Regions from separate parts of the Mus musculus genome. Here region 2 is linked to region 1. A link is a loop called in an ENCODE intact Hi-C map of the cell type or tissue named here. Cell type or tissue: heart. All regions are shown on one strand. Links, peaks and the distances in the headings refer to the core of each region. The heading gives the core; the rest is flanking DNA.

What was found. A loop is a pair of places that touch in the nucleus more often than their neighbours do. Peaks named below come from ENCODE experiments on the same cell type or tissue, not always from the same donor. Only the 100,000 strongest peaks of a DNase experiment are listed, where the experiment ranks them.
Region 2: a loop joins it to region 1, with 2.4 times the contacts of the local background. A loop is called at or near these places in 1 of 42 quality-filtered maps.

Annotation. Positions count from the first base shown.
Region 1 is chr4:118,566,839-118,571,226 of GRCm38, reverse strand. Cfap57 (cilia and flagella associated protein 57) reads left to right here. Exons shown (of 23, transcript NM_026789.5): 20 at 1,511-1,645; 21 at 1,735-1,878. It overlaps Gm52677 (a long non-coding RNA gene), which reads right to left. Exons shown (of 3, transcript XR_003955099.1): 3 at 864-4,388. Among named protein-coding and RNA genes, the nearest start is that of Gm52677, 15 kb to the right of the region's middle. In heart, for the core only: no CTCF peak of the experiment used is centred there; a DNase peak (open chromatin) is centred at 2,326; H3K4me3 peaks cover 1,048 bases; H3K27ac peaks cover 1,780 bases; H3K27me3 peaks cover 2,721 bases.
Region 2 is chr4:118,488,095-118,492,482 of GRCm38, reverse strand. It overlaps Tie1 (tyrosine kinase with immunoglobulin-like and EGF-like domains 1), which reads left to right and starts at 2,634. Exons shown (of 23, transcript NM_011587.2): 1 at 2,634-2,835. The coding sequence starts at 2,778. It also overlaps the pseudogene Gm12859. In heart, for the core only: no CTCF peak of the experiment used is centred there; a DNase peak (open chromatin) is centred at 2,532; H3K4me3 peaks cover 1,685 bases; H3K27ac peaks cover 848 bases.

The sequences.
Region 1 (4,388 bases), core at 276-4,275:
CCATCCACCTCAGTCTTGTTTACTTCCTGTGAGTGTATGGATGGATGTGTGTGCACGTATGCGTGTGTGTGTGTGTGTGTGTGTGTGTGTGTGTACGCACGCGCACACACTCGCAATGCCCACATGCAGAGGTCAGAGGAGGAAGTCAGGTGTCTGTCACTCAGCCTGGAGCTGTCACTTTCCTCAGCTACACTGGCTGACCAGGGACCCCAGTGACCCTCCCATCTCCACTTCCCAGTGTAGTGCTAGGGTTTTAGGTGTGTGTGGCCACAACCACCCAGCTTTTATCTGGATGCTAGACTCTAAACCCTGGTCCTCATTACGCTTGCACAACAAGCACTCTTCCACACTGAGCCGTCTCTCTGGCTCCCTACATGTTTTGAGACAGTACCTCACTCTGTAGCCCAGGCTGGCCTGAAACTGACTGTGTAGCCCAGGCTTGCCTTGGACTCCCAACTCTGTCTTTGCCTCCCCAAGGGCTGTGGTTACAGATGTGTGCTACCACACCTGGTCCATTCCATTTGTGTGTGTGTGTTATAAATAAAAACAATACAGGCAGTGAAATGAGAGGGGAAGGAAACCCCCACGGGGTGCCTGTAGCTAGTTCTCCCTCTGAACAGCGTAGGACACCCTGGTCCTCTGGCTCCGAGCTAGGATGCAGCTGTGCACTCTTTCCACGGGCCACTGAGATGTTTTTCAAAACCAGACTGAACTTTTCCACTGTCCACATCAAACACTGGCAGCATACGCTGCCAAAGCTGCGGAGCCACACAGGAGAAGAGGGTGTGGCCCCGCTCTTTGCAAGCTGAAAGGGCTGATGAGTGATTTGAACTTTTGCATAAAATATGAAGAGATAGAAAAAATTATATATGGAGAGAAATTTTATATGTCAGTGTGTATATAAACACATGTGCACACACACATGGAAAGTCAATAAAGGGCTATGAGAGAAGAGAAAAAGGAGACACCCTCTTGGGTAATGATAAGGGAAGGTAGCTGTCAGAAAGCGTGGCTGAAGATGGAGAGCTGGTCCAGTCTACAACAATCTGGAGGGAGTTGTCATCCAGCCACAACAGTGCTCCTGACAGTCAGGGGAACCATCACTGCTGAGGTCCTTAGGCATGGGGCAGCCCTGGGTAAGGATCTGTGGGAGGGAATGAGATATTTTTCTTGGCGCCAAAGGAAAGTGTGGCCACATGAGTTCCCTTCCATCTTATAAGCTTGAGGCCCTTAAAGGAATCCGGAGCAATCGGGATGCCATGTGTGCAGTCTCAAGCCCTGTCAGCTGTCCAGGCAGGGTACCCGGCCCAGGCAGGTACACAAGCATTTCAGAACGGCGACCTTTGGGCTGGCTGCCCATCTAGGTTTCTGTGCCCAGGGTGGGCGCCAGCAGTCAGGTGTTCATCCCAGATGAGGAGGCACCAGACCCCTTCATTAGCCTCTGCCTGAAGCCCCTGCCCCTCAGAACAGAGCATGCCATGCTGTCCCAGGAGTAAACGTCTGATTGCAGGAACGGGATCTGGAAGCGCTGGTCCGACGCTTCAAGACAGACCTTCACAACTGCGTGGCGTACATCCAGGAACCCGGGCTGCTGAAGGAGAAGATCCGTGGCCTCTTTGAGAAGTACGTGCAGCGGGCAGACATGGTGAGCTCTGAGCGCCCCGCCCTCACTGCCCTGTGCTAGGCTTCACTTCTCCCCTCCTTGGCTGAGTGTCTCCCCACGTGATGCGCCAGGTGGAGATTGCAGGGTTGAACTCAGACCTGCAACAGGAGTACGCCCGCCAGCGGGAACACCTGGAGAGGAACCTTGCCACGCTCAAGAAGAAAGTGATCAAGGAGGGTGAGCTGCATCGCACCGACTATGTCCGCATCATGCAGGTAACGGATGCATCCCTTTGCCGCCTGAGACCACCCGTGCTCTAGACTCCCCAGACATCCAGGGACCCACAGCTTTCTCATGGCTCCTCCTCTCTGATCTCCAGTAGCTCATCCTGGCTGTCACCATGGCCTGGGGCTCACCGGGGAGCCCACCTAGGCATCATCATGCCCACTGGTAGCCCTATTCCTTTTGCCATCATCCCATCCCCATCCCTGAGAAGCTAGCGACCTGCCTCGTTCTTCTCCGTTACCCACGATACATCCAGGTCTCAGTTCTCCTGACTCCTTAGCTTGTTTCCAGCTCCCGTCTCCCCACCCAGCTTTGCTGCCTTTTATTCTTCCCTCCTCCTGGGACGTGTCTGGCCAGTCTCCACCTGCCTCGTCTTCCTTTCTGGTGCCTCAGGTCGTACCCTTATCTCTTGGTCCAGATTGAACCACACCCACAGTGTTGGCAAAGATAGTGCTTAATGAGCTCCCACACCCAGGTCCCAGGATCCTCAGCAGACACTTCAGAGGGCCTGGCCCCATTCCTGCCGCCCCCACCCAGGCACTCCACTGAGACTGCCCATCGAGACGCTTCTGCCAGATTCCCACTCGGGTGTCAGTATCATCTGAGGCAATTGATAAGAATTTATATCAAAAGAGAACATCAGAATGGCGTGCGGAGCACATATTTTCATGGTTACATTTCTTTAACATCCTAATTGAAATACTGGGACGGGAACAGGGTGCAGTTTGGAACGAACCCAGATAGGATGCTGTAGAGTTACACACACATTTGAGCAGAGTACACAACAGCCCAGGTCATACCAAGGCACGACTGTGTCTCCCCATTTTAAAATCTGTACCCCTTCCTACTACCCATTTAAATCATTTCTGCTCTGGACCATAAAAGTATTCAGAGACCAGGAAAGAGGAGCAGATGTGATTGGCAGCAGATTTGGTACCAGCAACCACACACAGCCTTGCTAAGAACCAGGGCTACCTAAAATGAGGGCAGAGCACAGGAAGCTGGGCAGTGAAATGAGGGAGACAGCAGTATTTGTCACCTTGTCTCATTGACAAGTGGAAGACCTCGGCACATAGGCCTGAGGATCTCCAGGTCTGGTCCTTCTCGCCACACCAAGCAGAAGCCCAAAGCAAAAGTCAGTTCCAGGGGCTAGAGAGATGGCTCAGTGGTTAAGAGCACTGACTGCTCTTCCAGAGGTCCTGAGTTCAATTCCCAGCAACCACATGGTGGCTCACAACCATTTGTTGTGAGAACATTTTAAAAAGAATGTTCTTTTTTAAAGAACTACTGCTCTGGGTGCCAAGACTGTTTTCTTTGATCTTGAGGTTGAGCACGAGGGCCAGGCCAGAGTCTGGGGAGGCTGCAGGGCCTATGCAGGCCAAGCCTAACTAGGAACCGTATCCTCACCCAGGGTGTGGGAAGCGAGCAGATGCAGTTTCCATGTAGACCAAGGTGGCAGCGCTTCACTGTTCTTTGGCCAGGAATCTCTCGGCCTCCAGAAACTCTGTTTATCTGTAACATGGGGCAAATGACACCGTCCCAGTGGCTGCTGCAACACTTGACCAAGACAAACAGCAGCCACCGGCCTGGTACAGAATTGGGGATCAAAACTGCCATTTCTTTTCCTTTACCCCAGCAAAGAAATCAGTCAAGAATCACTGTGGGGGGAAAAATGAGTCTGAAAGTCCACCATTCATGGGCCAGGGAGGCCTGTGGCCTGGGGTAGGAAAGAAGAGCACTACTGATTCCAGATGCATACACCCAGGTGCTGGCTAGGGGCCCTGGGTGCCTTAGTATGTGGTGGTTAGGAACTGCCTGCGTGGCTACCAGGGCCCCAACACTTTATCCCACACAGGCCAAAGAAAGCCAAGGCAGGCATGGTGGCTGAGCAACTCACTGGAAAATAACCGAGGAAAACGAATGAGGCCACCATCTCATTTGTATATCCAGATAGGAGCTCAGGGCCTCCCCACACCATTCCCTGGCATGCTTATACAAATATGGAAATCAGAGTTGCTGTGCAATACAAACACCTAGAACACGCACCTTATCCTTCCCTACACATTGTCTTCATGTCCTCTTGCACAAGCTGGGTCTCAGCCACAGAGAATTCCAAGATCAATACAAAGTATTCCCACCCTCTGAGAGCTTCTGGAAAACATGGGCCATTATGTATATCCAGTGGCATGGGCCCATCAGGGAAACACGGTCCTTGAAGTCTCAGAGGGCCACTGGAGTCTGGCCCCAGGGTGGGTGGACAGTGGCTGAGGGCCAGCTGGGAGAAGGGTCCTGCTTCTGGGCAGAGACAAGAGCTTGAGAAAAAGCAGAGAATGGGGTGGGGTTGAGAGCGGGGAGTTCCTGAATCCACAGACCTCAGTGTTTTGCAGAGTGTCCGAGGCAGCAAGAGCCCATTGGAACGGCTCTTAGCCTTGGGTCGTGTTGCCAAGAAATGTGGTTCATCCTGAACGTAGATCAGAGTGCTTCTGGGACAGGGTTGTCT
Region 2 (4,388 bases), core at 247-4,246, 79 kb after region 1:
ACTGGTCTTACCACATTCCCCATCATCCTGAAGCAGCTGGTCTGATAGAAAGATGGAATGGCCTTTTGAAGATGCAGTTACAGCGCCAATTAGGTGGTAACAGCTTGGAAGGCTGGGGCAGAGTTCTTCAGAAGGCAGTATATGCTTTGAATCAGCGCTCGATATATGGTACAGTTTCACCCATAGCCAGGATTCATGGGTCCAGGAATCAAGGGGTGGAAAATGGAATAGTTCCACTTACTATCACTCCTAGTGACCCTTTAGGAAAATTTTTGCTTCCTGTCCCCATAACTCTAGGTTCTGCTGGCTTAGAAGTTTTGGCTCCAGAGAGGGGAGTGCTCCTACCAGGAGCTACAACAAACATTCCATTGAACTGGAAGCTCAGACTTCCCCCTGGTCATTTTGGGCTTCTAATGCCCTTAAACCAACAGGCTAAAAGAGGAATAACAGTGTTAGGAGGGGTGATAGATCCAGATTACCATGGGGAAATTGGATTACCTCTTCACAATGGTGGTAAGCAAGATTATGTCTGGAGTGTAGGAGATCCCTTAGGGCGTCTCTTAGTACTACCATGTCCTGTGATTAAAGTCAATGAGAAACTACAACAGCCAAATCCAAGCAGGATGACCAAGGACGCAGACCCATCAGGAATGAAGGTATGGGTCAATCCTCCAGGAAAAGAGCCAAGACCTGCTGAGGTGCTGGCTGAAGGAGAAGGAAATACAGAATGGGTAGTAGAGGAAGGTAGTTATAAATACCAATTAAGGCCACGTAACCAGTTGCAGAAACGAGGATTATAAAGTAATATGAATGCCCATTGTAAATTTACTAATGCGTTTGCGATTGTACGAGGGATAGTTATATCATGTTAGGCGTATTTACAACCTTGTTATTGTTTCATGTGAACATGAGATGTTATTTGTGTCAAGTTGACAAGGGGTGGATTGTAGTGGCTATTCCTGGTTGTCAACTTGACAATATTTGGAATGAACTACAATCCGGAATTGGAAGGCTCACCAGTGACCCTTATCTGGAGGCTTGGAGATCCTTATCTGGATCTTGGTTTGAAGATCTTGAGCCGTAGTGGCTATGGATTCCAGAAGATTGAATCTCCGAGTTAAGGAACACACCTTTAATCTGGGCTATGCCTTTCATCTGGGATTAAAGGTGTGGTGGAACACACCTTTAATCCGGGCTACACCTTTTGCTGGAGACAATATAAGGACATTGGAAGAAGGGAGTCTAGCTCTTGCTCTTGTTCCTTTGCCTGCTTGCTGCGTGAGACTGAGTAACTGCTAGATCCTTGGACTTCCATTCACAGCTGCGACTGAATCATTGTTGGGAATTGGGCTGCCAACTGTAAGTCATCAATAAATTCCTTTACTATCTAGAGACTGTCCGTAAGTTCTGTGACTCTAGAGAACCCTGACTAATACACCAAGTTTCCTGATTTAAAAGACGCTGAAGCAGTTCAGAAATTCTTCCTTGAAGAGACACAGCTTGGTGAAGGGTTATTAGCACAAGGTGACTACGAGAAGGGTGTGGACCACCTGACAAATGCCATTGCTGCCTCCGCAGCTGCTGCAAGTGTTCCAGCAGACTCTTCCACCACCAGTGTTCCAGATGCTCCTGACCAAGCTTCCGACCGTTAGTCAGAGAACTGTAAGTGCTCAGAGCCTGGCTGACAATGATCTGGAATGAACCAGATAACAACATAATAAAATCTCAGTAAAATAATTTAACAGTTAGCTTGGAAGCTGGTCAGCTCTGGGGAAATCAGGGTAAATTGTGCTGTCATGAACTGTCCCACACTGACATCGGCCAAAGTGAATATGAACTTTGGTAGATCCAATGCCTGTTCTATTTATTTTTCCAGTGAAAAGTATTTTGATAGAGCTTTTCATTTTGTAAATACACTGAGTTAACCAAAATATCATGGATTTCCGTTTGTTCTTAAGACATGCAACTCGTCTACGGCTATACCACTCTGAACGCGCCCGATCTCGGAAGACATGCAACTCAAATGTAAATACAGTAGAATATTACTTAGGTAGAAACTCCTGGTGATTTTAAAAGATTGGAAAAGAATATGAGGAAGAGTTGAATAATGCAAATTCTAGTGTGTGTGCTACCGAAGTGAACACTTAATGCACAGTCTACAGACTAGGACATTTTATCGTGTGTTGTAAAATTGGGTAGAAACTTGTGTTTGTGAAAACTGAGCATTAAAACCTTACAGAGACCGTTTCTTGTTTACTTTTGAAAAAAAAAAGAGTCACGTGAGCCTCATTTTGTATTTGTGTGTGTGTGTGTGTGTGTGTCTCCCCTCCTCCCAGCGTGTGTGTGCTGGGAGGAGGGGAGACCCCAGAACAATGTCCTGCCTCCAAACCTTCTCAATAGGCGGAAGCCACTGGCTTCCTCCCTTTCCTGTCTCCCGTGCTCCAGCAATGCAGATGGAAGGGACCGAAGGGATGGGAGAGAGAGCCCAACCATCCCCAGATCTGTCCTTGTCACAACCTGCCTCCCACCTCTAATGCCCCCCCTTCCAGAGACTTCCAGGCCACACCCATCCCGGGCTTGTGGGGGCTGGACACGGGAGGACTACAGGCGACAACTCTTCCCACCCTCTCTCCCTGCCACCCCTCCTACCCTAACCATCATTTCCTCTTCCTCCCCAGCACCGAGGTGCACTGAGCTGGACAGGCTGAACACTCAGACCCACAGCAACTGACCCCGGGCCCAGCTGGCCTTGGCTGGCCCAGGGCAGCTTCCAGAGTATGGTCTGGTGGGGATCCTCTTTGCTGCTCCCCACTCTTTTCTTGGCCTCTCATGTTGGTAAGTCTTCCCTGGAGTGAGCAGAGCTCCTCCCTGACTCTTGATTTCAAGGCCTTAATTCCAGCCCCCGACCCCCAAGAAACCCTAGCCTAGCCTAGCAATAGACCTCACAATATGGTGGTGAGCATGGGTTGGGGGAAGGGAAATAGAGAGTTATTGTTTAATGAGTGTAGCATTTCAGTTAGGGTGTGGTGGTGGACTTCTTTAATCCCAGCACTTGGAAGGCCAGCCTAGACTACACAGAGGACTCCATGTTAGCCCCATAAAGACTTATGGAGACCTTACGTCAAAAACAAAAACAAGAGCTGTGGAAATGGGTGGTGATGTTCACATGAGGTTATGAATGCATTTATTAACACTGAATTGACTGTTTACAAGTGGTTCTAACGGTAGATTCTAGGGTATGTGTATTTTAACACAACTTAAAAATTGCAGGGACAAGCAGAAACTGACATCATCATCATCATCGTCGTCGTCATAGCGTCATGACGATTTTGATCCACCAAGAATGAGGTCAGGGTGGGGAAAACTCAGGCAGGTGCTAGGAATCACTGCCTGGAGGGGGGAGAGGTGAGTAGGGGCAGAAGTCAGCCATCAACTTGGACCTCACGAGTAACTGTGTTGGGCTTAATCAATAATTCATTGGACAGACAAGCATGGTGGCTTTAACTCCAGTACTCAGGAGGCAAAAGCAGGTAGATCTCTGAGGTTCGAAGCCAGCCTGGTCTACATAGCAAGTCCCAGGACAGCCAGAACTACATAGAGAGACCCAGTCTCAAAATAATAACAATAATAATAATAATAAAATTTATTTAGCACCAATGATGTTCCATTAGTTGAGAATATGGCAACACCTAAACCTATCATATGACAACTAAATGATGCTGGGCTCCCAAAGGTTGATACGTTTGTTGTTTAAATGGAGCTGTGTGTACAGAGGGCATGGAGAAGCTTCTGAATGCTGGTGGCAGGTCCTTTCAGTCTGCTGACCAGAGAACTAGAAGTCAGAGGCTGCCTTTGAGTGGTTCTGTCTGGTGGGAAACACAGGCCAGGAATGAGGGCCAGACAGAAGCAGACATCAAGAGCTTTTGAGAAGCACTGAGAAGAGAGTCAGCTTACTCTGCCACAGGACCAGAAAAGTCATGAAGGGTTTCCCTAAGAGAGGTAGTCAACAGAGTAGCAAGTGCAAGCTTGGGAGGTATGGAAGCCCATAAGAAAAAACTGTAGGCCAGGCAGTGGTAGTGCACGCCTTTAATCCTAGCACTTGGGCAGCAAAGGCAGGCGGATTTCTGAGTTCAAGGCCAGCCTGGTCTACAGAGTGAGTTCCAGGACAGCCAAGGCTACACAGACAGGGCTATACAGAGAAACTCTGTCTCAAGAGAAAAAAAAAAGAAAAAAAAGAAAAAGAAAGAAAAGAAAAGAAAAGAAAAGAAAAGAAAGACGAGAAAAAGAAAAAAAGAAAAGAAAAAGAAAAACCTGCAGAAGTATGTGCCAGCAGACTGGAAGCTAAGGGAAGAGGAGCCTGGGCTTGGACAACCTGGCTCTGCTCCCTT